2 separate regions of the Homo sapiens genome follow, and region 1 is linked to region 2. A link is an interaction called in ENCODE POLR2A ChIA-PET data of the cell type or tissue named here. Cell type or tissue: K562. All regions are shown on one strand.

Region 1 (4,000 bases), 110 kb after region 2:
TGATATGTAAGAGAAATTGATGTGTTCTCCTCTGAATAGCCACTGTATCTGTCATGAAGCTTACTGTCCTTGGGATTTTTCAGCATGGTCATTGGGGGAACTGAGCTTTGTGTTCCCAAAGAAAAATACGAAGCTCTTCTACGCCTACCAGATAAACTGTGATGAAGTGTGTAATTCCTGTTGTGTGGCTGGTATGCTCCATGCATGATTCAGATATTGAGATTCTGTCCAGACAGGCGAGGACCCCTGCGCGTGTAGGCATGGAGGTGGGTAGGGTCTCCAGTCAAGGGAGAAGCCACTTATTGGAACAGTTATAAAAGTTCCACCAAACTCTGGAGGGAGGTGTGGAGGCCTCAGGCAGGAACCCGGGATGAGCCCTGAATGGAAAGGCCCTATGCTAGTGGCAGGGTTCAAATCTTTTCCTTGAGTTGCCAGATAAAATACAAGACTCCCAGTCAAATTTAAATTTCAGATAAACAGTACATCATTTTTAAGATACATATGCCTCGTGCCACATTTGGAACTTGCAATATTTGGGACATATTTATATCAAAGAATTCTGTGTTATTTACATGAAATTCAAATTTAACTGAGTGCCCTATACTTTGATTTGTTGAATCCGGTGATCTTTTCTTAATGGCAAATACCCGTTTCAGTGTGGAAGGGAAGTAAGATTTGTTCCCTATTTGTGAAGATGGGCCTAGGGCTGAGTCAGGTTGTCTGAAAAACTGTACTCATCTTTTGGTGTTCTTTCTGCATAGCATGGAGCACCAAAGCCAGAAAATTATAGAAAGATGAGGAATACCAGACAGCAGAAACCTGACCGCTTTTATTCCTCATGCATGCTCTTGGCTTAGTCGTCTTTTCCACTCCCTTCGCAGCTAAAGAAGGCTTCCTAAATTCCCGGGCCATCTCAGCTGTGCTAAGGTGGCAAACCTAAGGAAAGCCTCCCAGACGGGAAGGACTAGCTGGCCTCACTTTGGTGGGAGCATTAAAGTGAATCGTAGTCCCCCAGGGAACAGCAAGTGTTGAAATAAAAAAGACAAAGTCAGAGTCATTTGGCCAGACAGTCCTTCCCACCTGGAAGGCTCTGGGACTTGTCTTATGGAAGGAGGAAAATACTTCTCCCAAGTATGAAGAAATCATCCAAAATGCAAAGGCTCCCTGGTCCCGCAGTAGCCGGTCCCCTCCACCTTCAGCCAAGGGATTCCTTAATTCATCAACCAGTATTTACAGAGGACTTGCCATGTGCCAAATGCTGTGTCGCTGCTGGAAACACAACAACGAAGAGGCATCACCTTCACCCCAAAGAGCTTCTGTCTCCCGGCAGATCCTGATGCTGCTCTTTGTAGACTCAGCCTGGGCCTGGGCCTTGCCACCCAGCTCCCCCTCCATTGCCTCACAGAGACTCATTCAGTGACTGCCCATTACCTATCAGCATGGAGAACGGCTATGGCCTGCATGTTTATGTCCCCTGCAGTTTCACATGTTGAAATCCTAACCCCCAGGGTGATGATATTAGGGAGCAGGGTCTTTAGGAGGTGATTAGGTCATAAGGGTGGAGCTCCCATGAATAGGATGAGTGCCCTTATAAAAGAGGCTCAAGAGAGAACCCTCACTCCTTCCACCACATTTGTATACCATTAGAAGACACCGTCTAGGAACCAGGAAGCAGGCCCCCACCAAACAACAAATCTGCCGGCACCCAGCTTCCAGAATGGGTAGGAAAAAAAGTCTGTATTTCTAAGTTGCCCAGCCTATGGTACTTTAGCCTGAATAGACTAAGAGAGGAAGAAGGTGTTCATCACAGACATTTGTCCTGGGCTCGGGTTCTCCTTTAGTAACTTGTCATATAAAGCTGGGGCTCTTTCCTTTCATTCTAGCTGATTACACACAGGACAGGTCAATGTTCCCCCACACTTAGACCATATGTGATGCTGGAATGGAGGTCCTGGCATATTCAACGTGAGTGGCCGTGTCAGGCAGCACCTACTCCCTGCACCTCCATCACACTGCCCTGTTTCACTGTTCCGGCTGCACACATCGCTATCTGACACTGTTCCCTTTGTTTGTGTTGTGTTTGTTTGTCACATCTCTCTGAATTAGATTGAAAACATCATGAAAGAAGCCATCTCAGCTTTCATTCACCATTGTTTCTCCCAAGCCTGCAATAGTACCTGACACAGGACACACTTAATAAGCATGCATTTAATGAATGAATAAGCAAGCAAATAACCAAATTACTTGTCCCAGGCAACCAACGTGTGAAATACACAGGGTGGATCTCATGCATTGGAACAGAGCTGCATGTGGGAGATCAGGGAATGGCATCTTCCAAAGACGACGAGCACGTGCTCTGTTTTCTCATGGAGATATCTGGTACTGCATCTGTCGTCCTTATCGCGGTCACCCACACAGGAACCTGGGAACCAACTTAGCCTCTTCCTTCTCTCCTACTATATGAAGGGTATTTTTACCCAGTATTGTTACTTCCATCTCCACCGTGGTAGAGCTAGCAGACTGGCCCTTCACCTCTGTCACCTCCTCCAAGTGTATTAGTCAGGGTTCTCCCAGGAAACAGAACCAAAGAGGAGAGATAGAGATAGGGATAGAGACAATAGAGACAGAGACAGAAATAGAAATAGAGATAAAGATTTACTTTCAGGAACTGGCTCATACAATGGTGGGAACCGGCAGTTTGCAGGGCAGACTGGAAATTCCAGCAAGAGCTGATGTTGTCTTGAGCCAGAAGGCAGTCTGGAGGCAGAGTTCCTTCCTCTTAGGAGTGAGGGGAACCTCGGTTTCTCTATGGAAGGTTTCAACTGATTAGATGAGGCCACTCACACTAGGGAGGGTCACCTGCTTTACTCAGAGATTTAAATGTCAGTCACATCTAAAAAATAACAGCCAGCATGGTAGCTCATACCTGTAATACCAACGCTTTGAGAGGTCGAGGCTGGAGCATTGTTTGAGGCCAGGAGTTCAAGACGAGCCTAGGCAACATAGCGAGACCCCGTCTCTACAAAAAATGAAGAAACTAGGTGATTGTGGTGACTCACACCTGTAGTCCTAGCTACTTGGGAGGGTGAGGCAGGAGGATTGCCTGAGCCCAGGAGTTCCAGGCTGCAGTGAGTTATGATAGGGACATGGCACTCAAGCCTGGGTGACAGAGAGAGACTGTTTCCAAAAAAGTTTGTTATTTTTCTTACAAAATAAAATATTTATTTAAAATACCTCACAGCAACATCTGGACTGGTGTTTGACCAAACAGCTGGATTCTACAGCCCTAGCCAAGTTGACAGGGCTCTCGTAGATGGTGCTACCTTCATCCCAGCCTCTTCCATGGTGCCGTCAGTACCACAGAGGATGAAAAGCTAAAAACGGTATTTCTAAGACTCCCTTGTAACTGGGGTTCTTAACAGGGCCAGGTCTAGGATGAGGCAAGCAAGGCACCCCAGGCACAAAATTTAAGGGGCATCAAAAAACTCAGTAATCAAGATAAACACACTTTTTTTTTTTTTGAGATGGCGTCTCACTCTGCTGCCCAGGCTGGAGGGCAGTGGCGTGATCTCAGCTCACTGCAAGCTCCGCCTCCCGGGTTCACGCCATTCTCCTGCCTCAGCCTCCCGAGTAGCTGGGACTACAGGCGCCTGCAACTACGCCCGGCTAATTTTTTGTATTTTTTTTTTTAGTAGAGACGGGGTTTCACCGTGTTAGCCAGGACGGTCTTGATCTCCTGACCTCGTGATCCGCCCGCCTCGGCCTCCCAAACTGCTGGGATTACAGGCGTGAGCCACCGCGCCCAGCCAAGATAAATACTCTTAATGCAGTATTTTGAAAAATTAAAAAGTAGCCGGGTGCAGTGGCTTGCACCTGTAGTCCCAGCAGTCTGGGAGATGGAGGCAGGCAGATTGCTTGAGCTCAGTTCTTGAGTTCGAGACCAGCCTGGGCAACATGGTGAAACCCTGTCTTTATTTAAAAAAAAAAAAAAACAAAATAA
Region 2 (4,000 bases):
TAACGTGGAGGTCTAGAATGTGAGTGAAGATAGAGAAGTAGAATTTGAGGGTGCCAGAGGCTTCTAATTTAGGTGAATGAGTGGATAGCAATCCATAAATGAAAATAGGAGATACAGGAATATTGAGAGGAAGATAATGAATTGTATTTTAGATATATTAAGTTTGAAATGCCTACAAGATATTATGGCATTTCTGAAACACGATATCTAATAGCTTGCTCAATCATTTGAACCTCATTTATTAAATATCCTACTATGAGTCAAGCCCTGTGCTAGGAACTATACAGTGTATTTTGGAATATAGGCTTAGAGTGTAAGTATAGATGAAGGAGTCATTGGTATATGTGTGGTATTTGAGCCCATGGGAGTTAATGAGATAAGCTGGAAGAGGCTATTTAGTGAAAAGAAACTAAGAACTATTAGGGGTGACTATGAGGTGGATAACTTGGATGTTTCTTACCCAGAAAGACAGTAAGGAAAAAAAGGAGGAAACAAGAAAATACAAGAAGCTTCTTTTGTTGTTGTATTTTTTTAACTCTGCATTGTAATAACAAATCAGTAAAAAGGAAATACTGAAATTATAAATTTACCTTTCTTATCCTTGTTATATTTATACTTTTGATTTTCAGTCCATAATATATTGTTAAATCTATGTTAATCTATTGTTAATCTACTTTCAATCTATAACATTATTGTTAAAATAATGTTAAAGACAGATATTAAATTATATTTTAAGGATTGAACACACAGAATTGAAGTTTGTTGGCTTTGCCAGTGTAATAAATATGTGGCAGGCTTTATTAGGAACACATCCTGCTAGCCTCAGATAGAATATATAGAGCATGTCACAAACGATACGATTTGAACAGACTTCAATCCATATTAGAGTTTACTGAGGAAATTTATCAAATACTAAAAATTGTAGGCAACTCTTTATGGTTTTAGGTAGAAATTAGTATAGTTGGTATTTGATTATTGGTTAGCACAATTAAATTATTTGGGCATTAGTTTAGAAGTCTATTAAATCTGCTAACTTTATGTATTCATTTTATCAGTGAATTTTATTTTTGACTAATATTTGGGAATAAATAATACAGATTATTAAAGACTGGCATAGCCCAAGAAGGTCTTCCCAGAGATGTGAGTTGCAAATAACTAGTCCAAGATCACATATCTAACAATTGTCAGAGCCAGTCTTCTAATACATGCAGAATGGCCCCAGAGTCAGGGCATATTATACTAATAAATTATCCCTTGAAGTATGTTTTTTTCTAATTGTAAAGGAACAAATACTAATCATGGAGAATTATAAATAACTGATATCTCTGGTTGGGACAGTAATTTTCCCAGAAAACATTATTTTTCAATAAACATAGTAAATTTATTGAATAGAGCAGTCAACATGTAGAATATAAATATATAATATTTATTCATTCATGCATTAATTTTTTAGCTTTCTCTTATGTTTAGGAAGGTGATCTGATAAATCCAGAGTTGAGAAGGAGTGCTCTATTTGTTTTCTAATTGCTTTTAATAATGCTGAGACATTTTTAAAATAAGAACTCAGGCTGGGCTCAGTGGTTCATGCGCCTGGTACTTTGGGAGGTTGGGGCAGGAAGATTGCTTGAGGCCAGGAATTCAAGACAAGCCTGGGCAACATAGTGAGACCCCGTTACTACAAAAAAATTTAAAAAGTAGCTGAGTGTGGTGGTACATGCCTGTAGTCCCACTACTCGGGTGGCTGAGGTGGAAGCATCACTTGAGCCCAGGAGATCAAGGCTGCAGTGAGCCATGATTATGCCGCTGCACTCCATCCTGGGCAACCAAGCAAGACCCTGTATCATAAATAAATAAATAAATAAATAAATAAATAAATAACTCAAAGCCAGATTACTCTGCTTATGTGGAATATTTTACAGTGTTCAAAACTGTTAAAGATTCGGTGGCCTACTGTAAGATAATCGTCTATTCAGGCAAAACTGTTGAAGATTCAGTTTGCCTACTGTAAGATAATTAAATGTCTATTCAGGGCCTATTATTCCCCAACTTTATTTTGAAATTTTTTTTAACCATAAAAAATTGGAAAAATGTAAAATAAAACCCCTAAATTTGCATTTTCTTCTTCCTTCCCAAAACTTCATCATACATTTGCTAAAGTAAGGATATTTTACTGTCTAACCACAGTACCATTATCATACCTAAGAAAAATAACCAAGATTCTAATCTAATAAACAGTTCGTATTCAGATTTCCGTAATTGTGTCAAATAAGTCTCAAGCAGTTTTTTGTTTGCTTGCTTATTTTATTCAGCATCCAGTCCAGATTCATACTTAAATTGCTTGTCGTGTCATTAATATCAGTTAATCTAGAATCTTTCTTTGGTTGTTATGACATTGACTTTTGAGTCAAACTGGACCAACTTTTTTTTTTTTTTTTTTTTTTTTTTTTTTTTTTTTTTTTGAGATGGAGTCTCGCTCTGTCACCGAGGCTGGATTGCAATGATGCGATCTCAGCTCACTGCAACCTTTGCCTCCCGGGTTCAGGTGATTCTCCTGCCTCAGCCTCCCGAGTAGCTGGGATTACAGGCATGCGTCACCAAGCCCAGCTAATTTTTGTATTTTTAGTAGAGATGGGGTTTCACCATGTTGGTCAGGCTGGTCTCGAACTCCTGACCTCGTGATCTGCCCACCTTGGCCTCCCAAAGTGCTGGGATTATAGGCGTGAGCCACTGCGCCCGGCCTTCGACCCACTGTCTTATAAAATGTCCAACATTTTGAATGTATTTCATCCTGATTATATTCAGGCTAAACTTTTTTGGCAAAAATACTATAAAAAAAATCTACAAAGTACATGTAAATGGTTTGCATCATATCGGGTGCATATCATGTCAGCTTGTCCCACTTTTGGTGTTGTCAAGTTTAGTCCTTAATTAAGGTGGTGAACACCAGATCTCTTCATTGTAAAAATTAATTTTCTTTTCTTTGTAATTGTTGAATAATCTGTGGAATGATACTTTAAGGCCATGTGAATATCTTGTTCCCAACCTTCCTTTGTTCTTTGTGTGTGTTCCTTACTTAGTGGGCTTAGTAACCCTACTTAGTGATTTCAGTGTCCATTGATGATCCTAGCCTGAAATAATTATTGTAGTGGGCTGAGGATACAAAATGGTGTTTTCTAGTGCTGTTATCACCTTATTCTTCAGTAGAGTGTTTTCTTTGCCCCCACCACTGCGCCCCGCCCCGCCCCCCATTCCTGTCTTTCTTTCTATATGAGTACTATGGGTTTTTTTCATTCAATTTGTTGTACTACTTTTCTAACATTTTTTGAGTGTGGCTCAAATTGTCCCCAATTTGGCAAAGGAGAGCCCATTCATTCCTGCTCTTATGTCCTTTGATATGAACCAGTTAGCCTTTGAGCACTTCTGTGCTTATAATGTCCTAAGTTCATCTGGTACTATCCCTACCCCAGAGCTGGAATCAGTCATTTCTCCAAAGAACTCTGATACTATTAGTAGGTAATGCAATTTAGAAACTAAAATCTGGGACTAAGTACACTCATTGCTATTGGGGAATCATTCCTTCTAGATCCTTTCAGTGAACATAACTTGAAAATATATTTTTACAAAATCAAGTTTATATTGATATTCCCAGTTGTCTTTATTGTATATTTGTATGCTTTCGTTTGACATAATAGGGAGCCTTGTCATTTATCAATAATAAAGGCTACAAATATTTTTCCCATTTTGTCATTTGGCTTTTGACTTTGCAGTACAAATGTTGCAAAGTATGGATTCAATTTATTTTTCAAAATGTCCATCCACTTGTCCCCAACATATTGTCCCAACACCATGTATATGAAAACATCTCTTCTTCTTCATAAACCGTATGTACTTGAATCTTTTTCTAAACATTTTAATCTATTCTGTTCATCTACATGGCTACTCGTGTTAATATTGCATTATTTTAGTTACAGAGGCTTTTTATGATATATACTAATATTGA

Evidence for each region. Peaks named below come from ENCODE experiments on the same cell type or tissue, not always from the same donor. Only the 100,000 strongest peaks of a DNase experiment are listed, where the experiment ranks them.
Region 1: POLR2A ChIA-PET joins it to region 2 with 6 read pairs; 3 of 35 experiments call an interaction of 5 or more read pairs at or near these places.

What each region holds. Positions count from the first base shown.
Region 1 is chr6:135,260,958-135,264,957 of GRCh38, reverse strand. No RefSeq gene overlaps it. Among named protein-coding and RNA genes, the nearest start is that of MIR548A2, 24 kb to the right of the region's middle. RefSeq lists a silencer at 887-1,089. In K562, no CTCF peak of the experiment used is centred here; a DNase peak (open chromatin) is centred at 2,404.
Region 2 is chr6:135,375,341-135,379,340 of GRCh38, reverse strand. The region is part of intron 23 of AHI1 (Abelson helper integration site 1); the gene reads left to right. Among named protein-coding and RNA genes, the nearest start is that of AHI1, 120 kb to the left of the region's middle. In K562, no CTCF peak of the experiment used is centred here; no DNase peak of the experiment used is centred here.